Linked DNA regions of Mus musculus: region 1 is linked to region 2. A link is a contact called in ENCODE Hi-C or POLR2A ChIA-PET data. All regions are on one chromosome and are shown on one strand. The core of a region is the stretch at or near the end of the contact, and the rest is flanking DNA. Distances in the headings are between cores, read along the strand shown.

Region 1 (6,385 bases), core at 1,713-4,212, 47 kb before region 2:
GGGATTAAAGGCGTGCACCACCACTGGGTGAAAGGCAGGGACTTTTTAGACTCTATATTAGTGCTAAAAAGGGTGCTACCTAAGCCTGGTCTTCAATTCTTTGAGTCTGGCACACGCAACAATGAGGCGTCTCCTTAAATAGTCCTGGAAGGACTGTTTTTCCCCATTAGGGGTTGTCTGGTCTCCATGCCTCTAGCTCCAGCACCAGGGTCAGATAATTCAACCAGAGATACATTTTCCCTGAGTTCTGGACGCCATGTCACCAACCCAGCCAGTGACCCCCCACTCTTTGGACATCACTGGATAAGATTGCTCCAATGGATGCATCCAGATGGAGTTGGCTCGTGGCTGCTGGAGAACTGGGTCTTGGTCACTTGCTGTGGACGGCTCTGCCCAGCAGGTAAGAGCCAAACGCACTGTTCCACATGTGAAACTCTGGGCCATCCTGCAGTTTCAGAGCTGACATTCCAAGCCTTGTCCTCTGAGTGGCGTTCATCCGGCATGTGTGTCTCATTTGACCCTCACTTAATTCAAAGAATTTAAAAAAATTAATTCACAACATGAAAGAAGATCAAGGGCTCCTCATAAAGAGTCTGGATTTTGGCTTCTCTGGAAAAATCAGATGTAGCAATAAGTGTCCCACTCTCCCACAGCCAGAGCTGAACAGTGGCTGTCCCCTTAGCTATGACATACGTACTTATTCTGCTCCGGTCTGCGCTGCACCCTAATGAATTATCCCCAGTTTCTCAATGTTATCTTGTGCCTGGCATTTGAAAGTGTTCACATCCACAACTCGATATATATTTATTCACTGGATAAACATGAAGCCTCTTTTCTTGCCAAGTTCTTCTCTAGGCTTCAGATCAACTCCACATTAATCTAGCATCTACAGTTGACCCGAGACCTATACGTGAAGGCCATGGGAAAGCAGGGTCTGCTAATATGAGCGCGTTGAAGAATGGTCCCAAGCTCTGTCTCCAGTATTTTAAGAGGGACATCTGACCCTGACTGAGTTACTGGTCTGTCATTTTCTCTTCAAGACCTTGTCTCTCGGGCTGGAGAGATGGCTCAGTGTTTAAGAGTACTGACTGCTCTTCCAGAGGTCCTGAGTTCAAATCCCAGCAACCACATGGTGGCTCACAACCATCTGTAATGGGGATCCGATGCCCTCTTCTGGCATGTCTGAAGACAGCGACAGTTTACTCACATACATGAAATAAACAAATAAATCTTAAAACAACAAACACAAAACAAAACAGAAGACCTCGTCTCTTCTCTAACTTTTTTTCTGTCCTGAAGGTCAGCTTGGGACCTTGTGTATAGTGGGCAAACACCCTACCACCAAGTTACATCCCCAGTTCTCCTTGCTACTTTTATTTATTATTTTAAGTTCTATGCATGTGTGTGCACATTAATGCAAGTGCCCATGGAGACCAGAGGCAAAGGATGTCCCTGGAGCTGGGATTATGCGTAGTTGTGAGCCAACCAACGTGTGTACTGGGGACTGAGCAGTGCAGATGCTGAGCCATCTCTCCAGTCCCCAATCCCTTTATCTTTTTTTAAAATCCTGTTTGTTTGTTTGTTTGTTTGTTTGTTTTTTGAGACAAGGTCTTACTATGTAGTCTTACCTGGTCTTGAACTCACTATCTTGATCCCATTTTTTGAGATAGGGTCTCCTGTCATCCCGAGTAGGTGTTCTATAGACAAAGATGACCTTGAATGCCTCATCCTCCTGCTTCTAAGTGCTGGCATTGTGGGTGTGCAACACCATGGCTGTTAATGTACCACCTCTTCCAAGAGCAGATCTTTGTGTTTATCTTGAACTCTGGGCAGCGTGTGGGTCAGGACATGGTAGAAGGACAAGTGGAGGAGGCTCGGCTGTGATGTGAGATGACATCAGGGCCTCTGGTGATCTCTCGAAGGAAGCATGGGGCTTCCCTTCTTTGATGGTGTTTGTTGGTGGCTGAGGTAGAAGGGGAGGTGAAAAAGGGCCAAAATCTTGGGGTCAGAAGGACTTGAAGTTCTGACTTTACCGCTAACCAGCTTACTCATCTCTGTTTGTCATAGCCTCTGAGCATTTCTTTACCTGTAAAATGGGGACAGAATTTTGTGTTCATAAGACAACTGTCCGTATCATGTGTGATATGTATGTTGCTTTCTGTCACAGGCAGGGTGGTGGTGCATGCCTCCCAGCACTTGGGAGGCAGAAGTGGTGGGGATGTCTGTGAGTTCAAGGCCAGCCTGGTCTGCAGAGAGAGTTCCAGGACAGCCAGAGCCACACAGAGAAACTCTGTCTCAAAAAAAAAAAAAAAAAAACCCAGAAGAAGGGGGAGGAGGAGGAGGAGGAGGAGGAGGAGGAGGAGGAGGAGAAGGAAGAAGGAAGAAGGAAGAAGGAAGAAGAAGAAGAAGAAGAAGAAGAAGAAGAAGAAGAAGAAGAAGAAGAAGAAAAAGAAGAAAACAAAAGGAAACCATTCAGCTGTTTTCTAGGAGAGCTGTTTCACTGGATATAGTAGTGCTTGCTTGAAATGACAAGCTTGGGCCAGCCTAGGCTACAGGAGACCCCAACTTAAAAACCAAGGCAGGGATAGAGAATGGCTGCTCCATTTTACGTTTCCAGCTCTTGCCTTTGTTGTTTGTTTGTTTGTTTGTTTGTTTTGATCATACTGGCTGGTTAACTTAAAATGGAGTGTCATCCCAAATATTGAAGTTGAAGGGGCTTCCCCTGCTTGTCACACACATGTTTGCTATTAACTTTCACATGTAGAAGCCAAGTACTCGTCTGTTGGTTTGGAGATCTGAACTAAACCTGGCTGCCTCTGGTTTTTCAGGTTGGCATCGGGTCCTGCCAGGCCTTTGAATCAGCTGGGTGCAGGGAAGGGTCACCAGGAAACTCAGGCTGCTTGGACCCGACAGGAAGCGTGGGATGAAGCTGACTCTGGCTCCCGGTCAGCCAGGCTGGGGCCTGAGGCTTCCAGGCTGGCTCAGTGTGCTCTGTCCGCCAGGAAACGGCCCGAGCTCCTTAGTCACTCCACCCCTCCAACACAAATTCATAAGCGAGATAGCTCCAAGCTCCTTCCTGTGAGAAATAGCATCAGAAAGCCTGGAGTAAGCTTATTTGCAGAGTAACGGTGACTGTGTGTCCTGGTTCCCTCAGTTGTGTTGGTGGCTTTAGGGTAGAAAACTACTGTAGTTTCTTTTTCCTTTTCTCTCTTCTTTCTTTTTCTTTGAAGGTTCATCTATGTGTATGCATGTTTGCTCGTGTATTTGAATGTATACTGCATTGGACTGTCTGGAACTGGCGTTCCAGATGGTCTTGAGCTGTCATGTGGATGCTGGGTATTGAACCCTGGTCCTCTGCAGGATCGGAGTGCTCTTAACTGCTGAGCTATCTCTCCAGCTCCTCCTGTGGGTTTTCTACTGATGCTTGGATGCTTGCTGTTGTGACAGCCTTCTCACCCTTCCCCACACAGGTGACATGTGTGCAACTGTTCTTTTCCATTTGTTTATTTTTGATGGTGTTGGGATTGGGTCTTAGGCCTCATATACAGTATTGATGCTAATGCACTATCATGGGGCTACAGAATTCTGAGTCTGCAGAACTGATTTTTGTTTGACCTTGCCTTTGGCTTCATTATTGGTGTTGATTTGTTAAGACAGAATCTTGTTCTAGTTCCCTGACTGACTTGCAATCTTCTTGCTTCTGAGACCTGGAATTATGAAGCAGTGTAGCTTCCTTTATTTATTAAAATATTATAGTTTGAGGTTGGAGAGCCATGGTGGAAGGAATCTGACATCAACTTCTAGTCTATACACACACACACACACACACACACACACACACACACACACACACTCTTACACTCCCCTGACACAGAATAATACTCATTATGACACAGGATAACATGTATTACATACATACACATGAAAAAAAATAACAAGGGCCCCAAACATCCCTGCAGCATCCGTGACCTCATCTCTAACTCATGACAACAGTCACGGCATAGGCAAGAAAGGATCCTGATGCTCCTGGCACAGTGCATGTCTCCTTTTGTTTTGTTTTGTTTTTTTTTTTTTTTCTTCCAAGACAGGATCTCACTCTATAGCTCTAGTTATCCTGGAACTCACTATGTAGACCAGGCTGACTTTGAACTCACAAAGATTCACTTGCCTCTGCCTCTCAAGTGCTGGGATTAAAGACTTGTACCACTATACCAGACGTTCTCAAAGCCTTAGTAAGACAATATATCCTCTAGGCCTGGGGGAGTTGGGGGCAGGAGAAAGGCCAGGAGAGATGGTTTTGATTGGCTGAGAGGTCATATGTGAGTGATCCATTTAAGCATTCCTGTTTCTTTGAGCTCGCAAAGGCCTCCCTCTGTACGTAATATCCCAGAGATTTTCAGCATCTCAACCTGAACATGCTAGCAGGATATCCCGGGAAGCCATTTTACTGTTATCATTTTAATACTGTCCTAGGATTTCTGAGATCAATCTTTGTCAAGTATTTTATTGTTTTATTCCCAGATGAATTCACTTGTCACATGTTCATTAGGAATGCTTCGGGGTTATCACATGTTTGGACCTTGAAATTCTATAGACCTGAGGTCAGAGAGGTGATCCAGTGGTTAAGAGCAAATATCACTCTTGCAGAGGACCTGAGTTTAGTTCCTGGTATCCAGATCAGCACTTGCAACTCCAGATCCAGAGGGGCTGGCGCCATCTTCAGGCCTCCGAGGGTACCTGCACTCAGGTGCACATACCCACAGACAGACATACAGACACACACACACATCCACAGTGACACACATACACATAATAAAACAATCTACACGACTATGCTTATCTCTCTTTATATATAAATACACTATCTAAATTTTTTGTTCTTATATTTTAGCTAGCCAAAGAAGGGCTTCCCAATTCCTAATTAGTTTTGAGGAAAATGTCATGACAACCATTTTGTTTTATTTTTAAAAAGCCTATTTGTGTTCTAATTTTCTTGGCCTTGATAGTATTCTTCCACCCAATCTTTTTTCCCTTTCTTTTTTCTTTTCTCCGCTTTTCTTTTTTCTGTCTGTCTGTCTGTTTATCTCACTTTCTCTGTGTCTCTCTCTTTTTTTTTTTGATTTTTTGAGACAGGGTTTCTTTGTGTAGTCTTAGCTGTCCTGGAACTCTGTCTGTAGACCAGGCTGGCTTTGAACTCAGAGACCTACCTGCCTCTTGGGCTGGAGAGATGGCTCAGCTTGATTGCTCTTCCAGAGTTCTAATCCCAGAAACCACATAGTGGCTCACAACCATCTGTAATGAGATCTGATGCCCTCTTGTGGTGTGTCTGAATACAGCTACAATGTGTATGTATATATATATATATATATGTATATATATATATATATATACTAAATAAATAAATCTTAAAAAAGATAAAATCTCATGTAGCTCAGGCTGGCCTCAGATTCCCCATTTAACCAAGGATAGCCTTGAACGTTTGATCTTCCAGGCTCACTTTCAAAGTGTTGGGATAACAGGTGTGTACCATCAAACCTGGCCATAGTCCCGCTTTTTTCCAACCTCTAGGTCAACTGGTCAGTTTTATAAGGCAGGGACACCAGTCTTGGGTGCATCACAGCACAGAGAGAAATTTCTGTTAGAACATGATGTGCTGGGGAAGAGAGTCAAGCTGCTGTAGTTGGAAATGGCAGTTTAGAGTCACCCACTGCCTGAAAAGCCACCTGGTCACCTTCTCTGGCTCACTTACAATCCAATTGTCTCTAGTTGTGGCTATCATCATTGTACTCCAGCTTGTAAAATTCAAGGGGAAAGAATGTGTTCACTTCTGGGCCATGCGCTTAAAAGATAGTGCCCCCCCCTCCCCCCGCTTTCATCTCCTTCCTTCTGGCTGAAATGGACCCTACAGGCCTGACCCATGTGAGCCATACCTTTGGGATGGATGAGCAACAAAGTAAAAAGAGACTGCATTGCCTGTAACCAAGGACTGGTGACAGAGAGAACTATAGCCTACTTTCGTTTAAGCCAGTTTTGTTTTGTTCATTTACCAGTCAAAACCATTCCCTATTCAACAACTCATTTCGCCACAGATTGATTTAGCTTTCTCTCTTCTTCTTTTTTTTTTCTCTCACCCCATCCCCACCCCCTCACTATGTAGCCCTGGCTGTCCTGGAAGTCATTCTGTAAACCAGGTTAGCCTGGGATTCAACTGTCTCTGCTTCTCAAGGGCTAGGATTAATGGCATGTACCACCACTAACCTGCTTAGCTTGCTTGCTCATTCTCTCTCTCTTTCTCTCTTTTTTAAAAAATATTTTATTTTTAGTTCATGTGCATTGGTATTTTGCCTGCACACATGTATTTGTGAGGGTGTTGGACCTCTGGAAC
Region 2 (6,927 bases), core at 1,659-4,158:
GCCACTGAGCCTTATCTCCAGACTTCTTCTTCTCCTTATTCTAATAGTTTTCTGCCACTAGACTGATCTTTAAATATTATTATTTTTTAAAAATCTCAGTCCAAGCCTATTACTGCATCCACTACATAGAAGGAGTTAAGAAACCATTAGCTGGATGAATGAATTCTCATAGGAATATTTTGCTGTGGAGAGAATGGCCATTTCTTTCTGTTCAATGCTGTTTTCTTTTCCTGAAAGTTTTTACATCTAAACACATATAATTAATATCCCTACTTTTCATCTTTTTCCTTACCAATTTCTAGGTATCAGATGATAGTCCACTGCATAGTTTCTATATAATGTGTACTAACGAAATAGCCAAGGGGGAATGTGCATAAAAACTCCTTTTTACTTGAAGGTTTCTGGCTCAGAGAGCTCTGTTTTGGGCCTACACTGGTGAGGCTTTTTTGTCAAGAGATTTATTGGAAGTGGCTTTCCTATTAACATTAGTCCTTTTGATTTTATTATTTTTTTGTCTTCTAAAATCTTTATTTTATTTATTAATTAAAGTCAATATTAAAGATTTAATGTGTTAAGGAAAACAACAATAAAACAAACATCCACGTACCCAGCTTTAAAAAGATTACTACCAGTATAATAAAGGGCGTGGTGGTAGGTTTGGATGGATCTCTGTCCATTTCCAGCCAGTCTGGTCTACATAGTAAGTTACAGGCCAGCAAGGCTTACACAGTGAGTCCCTGTCTGTAAAATAAAAGCTAAAATAACAAATACAGTGTTATTATAGATGTTGCTCAGTGGTAGTATGCTTGCCTATCATGTGTAAGACACTGGATTTGACTTCTAACATTACACAGAGGTTATCAACATATTGAATGGTTTTGCTTATTATTTATATTTTGAGCTTTTTAAAAGACTTATTTGTGTGTATGAATGCTTCTCCTGAATGTATCTGTGTGTATCGCATGCATGCTTGGTGCCCATGGAAGTTAGAAAAGAGCATCATATCCCTTGGAACTGGGGTTATAGATGGTTGTGAGCTAGCTTGTGGGTGCTGGGATGAACCCAGATTATCTGCAAGAGCAACAAACCATCTCTTCAGCCCTGACTGAATGGTTTAAAAGCATTATTCTTAGGGAAGTCTAAACGGAATTGTCTGAACCTATGCCCATTTCCCTGAGCCGCCACATATGTGAAGGTATTGCTTAAAACTCACAACAGTCTTCCACCCTCCCACCCCCTGCTAGGCTTCCGACCATTTTCTGAAATCTTAACTTCCATTTCCCAATACAAAGCTACAAATTATGCTAGTGGGTGGTTGGGAACAAAGTGTGGGCCATAAGAACCAGGGAAAGGAAGAGTGCATACATCAGCCTGCTCAGTTTATTGTCTCAGCCTAGCGTTTGAAACAGTGATGTAGCAATTGTTCTATCGCCACAGTAACTTTTGTGGGAATTATTTCCTGAGCCTTCAGATCTTACATTGCACAAAGAAGTGTTTAAGGGCCCTGTTCATTGCTTTGTGAATAATAAGCACTTAGTATTTCTTGATTGAATTTTTAGAGCTGTCCCTTGTATTTTAAGTCTTACTGCTAGAACTTATGATTTTGGGATCACTTTAATCCGTAGGAGTGTTTTTAGACCGATGAAACGCTCTTGGATTTCACCTGGAGAATGAAGTGTCTTAACTGGTAGATTTTAAGTCACCATTTGCAATGTTTTAGGATTAAAATGTATTAGGCTTCAATGAACAGTTTAAACGGCATTAATGTTATAACAGCTTTAAAGCAAAGCTAACATGGATATAAATCCACACTCTTTTTTTTTTTTTTTTTTGGTTTTTTGAGACAGGGTTTCTCCGTGTAGCGCTGGCTGTCCTGGAACTCACTTTGTAGACCAGGCTGGCCTCGAACTCAGAAATCCACCTGCCTCTGCCTCCCAAGGCATGCGCCACCACTGCCCGGCACAAATCCACACTCTTATCCTTAGTTTGCATTATTACTCTTGCGTGCACATAAAACTTGTATTCTCCATTTAAACCCTGCATTACATATAAAGTCTGACATGTTACATGGCTACCACAATTGCCATTTAGATGGCTGCATAAAAATGTGTTGCAGTTGATGTAATACAATTCACTATTAGGCTGCACTCTCACCCCAACCTTGCAAAACAAAATCCCAAAACAACCTGCATTATTTATTTGTCCAGAATAAGTTCTTATTAGTTGTAAGTCACCGCGTCAGAGTTACAGTCCTATTCATTTTCTTTTTTCCTCCTGGGACAGCAAAATACAGTACTGCGTGAGCTTTCCACACTATATCCACCTATCTTGTTCACAGTCTTTGGCCGCATTTGTATTATCTCCCTATGCTTGTCCTGGGCAGGGTTGGGGGAAGAATCGAGCAGGTAGGTAACCGGATATGGAGCACCAGGTGAGCCTGTGGAGGTGGCAATTACAATACTCAGAGCTAAGCACTCCTGGGAATTTGCTGGAGCGTTCGATGTGGGAATAGCATCTTGGCGAATTAATTCTTCGGACTTGGGTCTAACTTTACTCTCGCCAGCCTCTCAGAGCGCGCAGTGGGAGTATTACTCGGGCATTCTGCCCTGTAGGGACACAGGCGATCTTTCAGTGAGCTAGCTGGTCAGTAGGCCCCTCTGGTGCCATCGAGCCGGCGCCGCCGGGCGGTGTAGTTCGGGGCCCAGTCTGGGCCGTGGCGCACGCGCTGCCCGCAGCTCGCGCGGAGCCAGGCCTTCCTCTGGCGCCCCAGGCGCAGGAGACCTCGCCCACAAGCCCGCCCCCTCGCCGGCCCCGCCCACCGCAACCCCGCCCCGCCCGCCGGCCCCGCCCCCGTCTCCTCCCCGCCCCCAGGAGCCGACGAGTGGCGGCGGCGGCGGCGGCGGCAGCGGCTGCGGCCCCAGGACCGGGTTCTCTCAGACAAGAGGGCGGGCGGAGGAGGAAGCGGCCGAGCACCCGCCCGCCTCAGCAGACTTCGCACCGTCCGCTCCCAGGCCTCGCGGCACCGAGAAGGGGAGACCGAGGCGGACCGCGAGGACAAGAGGCGGCGGGGGCGCGGGGCGGAGGCGGCGCGGCCGGCCGCGGCTGCCGCTTTGTTGTGTGGCCCGGGCCGAGGAAGCAGAAGTGGGAGGAGGGGGGAGCTCTGCGTCCCGCTCCCTCCGCGGCTCATGGCGACGGCGCTCGGCACATCCGGGACCCTCCGGCCCTGGCGGCCGCGGCGCGGGCTGTTCGGACCCCGGCCCCGGCCGCTGTGGTGACTCCTCTGCGCCTCGCCGTCGGCCCAGCCCAGCCCAGTCCGCCCGCCCGCCCGCCGGCCCGCCGGCCGCGAGCGCCGCCGCCGCCGCCGCCGCCACCTCCCCCGCCGCTGGGGACATGTCTAACCCCGGAGGCCGGAGGAACGGGCCCGTCAAGCTGCGCCTGACAGGTGAGCTGGGCGGGCGGCTGTGGCGCCTGTGGGCAAGCAGAGGGCCGGGGTCGCGGTCGGTGGTGGCGTTGGACGGGAATCCGGGCGTGGGAAGGCCTAGTTTAGGGAGTCATTGGAGAACCACTTAGCTGGGGTTGGGAAATTCTTCAGAACGCCCAGTGTGTGGCCCGTGGGTCTCCCGTGGAGGGCGGATTTGAGGTCCTGAAGTCTCGTTTCCTGGGGTCACAGGAGCAGCCCCTGGGCTCCTGCCCAGGTGGGGTCGGGAAAGGGATTACTGAATCCAGTTGCTGACTGCGCGCGGTAAACACTCCTTAAACATGGAGTGAGTGCTTAACGGGAGAGTGCTTGTGTTCCCGGGTTGTTAACTTGGACACCTACCTATGCCCGGCAGTGAAACCTTTACTCTCCAGTGCTGCCAACCTCTGTGGCCAGTGCCACACACCTTAAACGCACGTCTCTGGGAGGGAGGGACCGAGACTGTGGTTGGCTTTTCCGGCGTGTCTGCCTGATCCCACGACTCCCGGCTCATTGTACACTCTGTGTTTTGGAAGTTGTTTGATTGTAGGGTAGCATGTTTGGGGTTGTTCCTTGTAGGCCGCAGAACTAGTTGCTCATGTCTTAACTCCAGACCTGGTTTAGAATCCCTTGCTTTGCAATGTGTTTCTCAGTCTGGACGCATACGAACTTTTAAGCTAACTTTCACTAGTCCTCTCCACACTTCTCACCCTCTTTCTAAATGGAAAGGAATGCTCAGAGGGATTTGGGAAAGACTGTTTAATGTTCCCAGCTGCAGGGAGTTGTTAACATATTACAGGTATAATTTGCTTACGATGCCACTTCTGATATTCTTCCGTGGTCAACGTCCCCCTCCTTTTAAGGAAAAATTGCGTTTGGTTTAAAGCGTGTAATTGAAACTATTGTCCCTCTGCTAGCTAGTCACGTCATTCACAGCAAGTAAATTGTCCACATTTATATTCAGATGTGTGGTGAAGAAGACGGCATTTTGTAGTTGGTTCATATGCATTTGCGCCAGCGAAGGATAAGCTGTAATTATGTTTGCCCACACTAAACTTTGAGATTTCTGTGGGTGAACTTTGTAGTTGAATGTTTGTGTGTTAACCGGCAGTCCATCGGCTGTACTTTCTAGGTAGCTTGAAGTGAATTTGGTATTTGAGAACTTAGTTGGAATGTATGTTGGCTACAGAGTAAAATACTTTACTTTTGAGGCTGAAGAGATGGCACAGTAGTTAAATGTATCCTGTTCTCTAAGAGGACCTGAGTTCTAGTCGCAACACCCCAACCCAGGTCCTCGGCTCACTATCACCTGTAACTCTAGCTCCAGGGGATCTGATGCATCTGGCCTCCCACAAGCACCTGCACTTAGGTACACATACCACCTCTATCTCCAGTAATTAAAAAATATACATAGTATTGACCTGGAAGCCTTTTTTTCCCTAGGGAAAATTACAAGGTATTATTAACACTGGGTGGGGGGGGTGCTTTGATTTTCATCTTTATTGTGTTCATTTGGGCGGGGGGAAGTCAGCGGAATACAATTATAAAGGATCCTTGGTGCTCTAGTTTATATATTAATGTTCTTATTAGGCACGCCTTTGTCAATAATTACAGAAAGAAATTGTGAGTGTAGGTGTGCAAAAGCCATCAGAAATGGATGTTATTTATTTCCTTCTGGGATATATATATATATATATACACACACACACACACACACACACATATATACATATACATATATATACACATACACACATATATGTGTATGGGAGAGAAAAGAGGGGTTTGGGTTTTCTTTGGATAAAATGAGTTCTGAGGTGGGCTGGAGAGATGGCTTAGTAAAGAGCACCCTCTGTTCTTCCAAAGGACCCAGATTCAATTCCCAGCACCCAAATTCCAGTTCACAACTGTCTGTAACTCCAGTCCCAAGGGATCTGACACACTCACACCAATGCACATAAAATAAAAATAAATTATTAAAAAATGAGTTCTGAGGTTTTAGTATTTGTCAGACTTTGCGAAAACTATTCACAGGCAAATTTCCCAATAGTTTTAAGAAACAGAGTAGTTCAAATGAACTAAGATGTACTGAAAATGAACTGAGAGTACATTTATGTACTGTGTGTGTGTGTGTGTGTGTGTGTGTGTGTGTGTGATGGCCATGGAACGTGTGTGCTGGATAGGACAAGGTGAGATCTCCTTTTCTATCTTACGAGTCTTCCCAGTCCAACTCAGGTCATCAGGCTGGAGAGGAAATACCCTCCCCCCTCAGCCAGCTCAGTGTTCTGAGGGTTGGTTAGTGTGATTGAGTAGCTCTTATATTTATCTGTCATTTTTTTCCTGCATATGAGAGTTTATACAGATTTATGAGTGACATTTGTGAGGTAAACATTATAACCACCGCACTATGGAAACGTCCCCTCAGTGAAGTTTGAGAGGAAAAAGATCACACTAAGTTTCTGAGCAAGAAAATACATTAGACTAAATTTATAGAGTGATTTTGTACACTTAGCTTTTTCTGAAGAATTTTAAATATCTGTCCTCTCCTCTTAATTGTAAAAACAGTTTGAACTACTCTCAGTTTCCTAAAACTATTGGGAATTTGCCTGTGAATAGTTTTCGCAAAGTCTGACAAACACTAAAACCATTGTCTCTTTGATTGCATATGATGGAATCTCCTGTTTTGCAGGGAGCGTTAACTTACATTTTTTCATTTTTGTTCGTCATTTACAAATTAAATAGTATAAATTTTAACAAATAGATCTTAAGAGCTGGATTCAATTAGCAGCTTTTTAGGACACAAACATAAAAGGGTTAGATGGAAAAGATTGTTTTGACTGACTGGATAAATGACAGGGCTGTGTTTGATGTGCGTCCAGGACTTAGTCTGGAGCTGGTGCCCAACTTCTCAGTCCATCTTGAGAAGCCAAATAAAATATTTAACCTAGGACTCTTTCTGTTTTTTAAAAAAAAGTTGATTCTTTGTTAAGACCTTAAGAAATGTTTGGCATACCTTTAGATTAAGTGTTTAACAGTTCATTTGGATCTGGACTCCCTAATCGAGGAAAAAAACTTAAAGAAAAGAAATCCCACAGTGAACTTTTATTTGGTTTATAATACACTTGGGCTATAAGATGTTTTAAGATTACTGCTTTTTACTTTAAGTTAAAGCCATTTAAAAATTTACATTTATGGAATACCTTTGATTCCACAGTACTTTATGAACTGCAGTTAATTATATCCTTAATGGAGAATCGCCCATTGCTGAAAGGTGCTAACAATTCTTTTCATAGCCAGTCTCTGCCTGTCCCTGTCTCAGCTCCCCCCCCCCCCCCATCTCTGCTCACTATGGATATGTTCCATAGACTATTACTAAAATCCACCCATTAGTAAATTGTGATATTGTTGAAGAAGTTGAGACGAATTTATTTTCAAATGAGATTCCTTAAACCATTGGTGAATATATGGTA

Evidence for each region. A loop is a pair of places that touch in the nucleus more often than their neighbours do. ChIA-PET counts read pairs that join two places held with the same protein, here RNA polymerase II (POLR2A).
Region 1: a loop to region 2 is called in a map of heart, with 2.8 times the contacts of the local background. The contact joins the enhancer-like site here to the promoter of Smurf2 in region 2. A Hi-C loop is called at or near these places in 18 of 37 maps with a recorded cell type or tissue (CH12.LX, T-helper 1 cell, T-helper 17 cell and 7 more). POLR2A ChIA-PET finds 5 or more read pairs at or near these places in 2 of 5 experiments (Patski and embryonic stem cell).

Annotation. Positions count from the first base shown.
Region 1 is chr11:106,964,413-106,970,797 of GRCm38, reverse strand. No RefSeq gene overlaps it. Among named protein-coding and RNA genes, the nearest start is that of Gm39424, 32 kb to the left of the region's middle. Within about 2 kb of position 2,962, at least 1 of the 3 ENCODE cell types and tissues checked has a DNase peak (open chromatin) inside an H3K27ac peak, as active enhancers do; it is heart, where a contact is called at or near this core.
Region 2 is chr11:106,916,696-106,923,622 of GRCm38, reverse strand. It overlaps Smurf2 (SMAD specific E3 ubiquitin protein ligase 2), which reads left to right and starts at 2,908. Exons shown (of 19, transcript NM_025481.3): 1 at 2,908-3,442. The coding sequence starts at 3,391.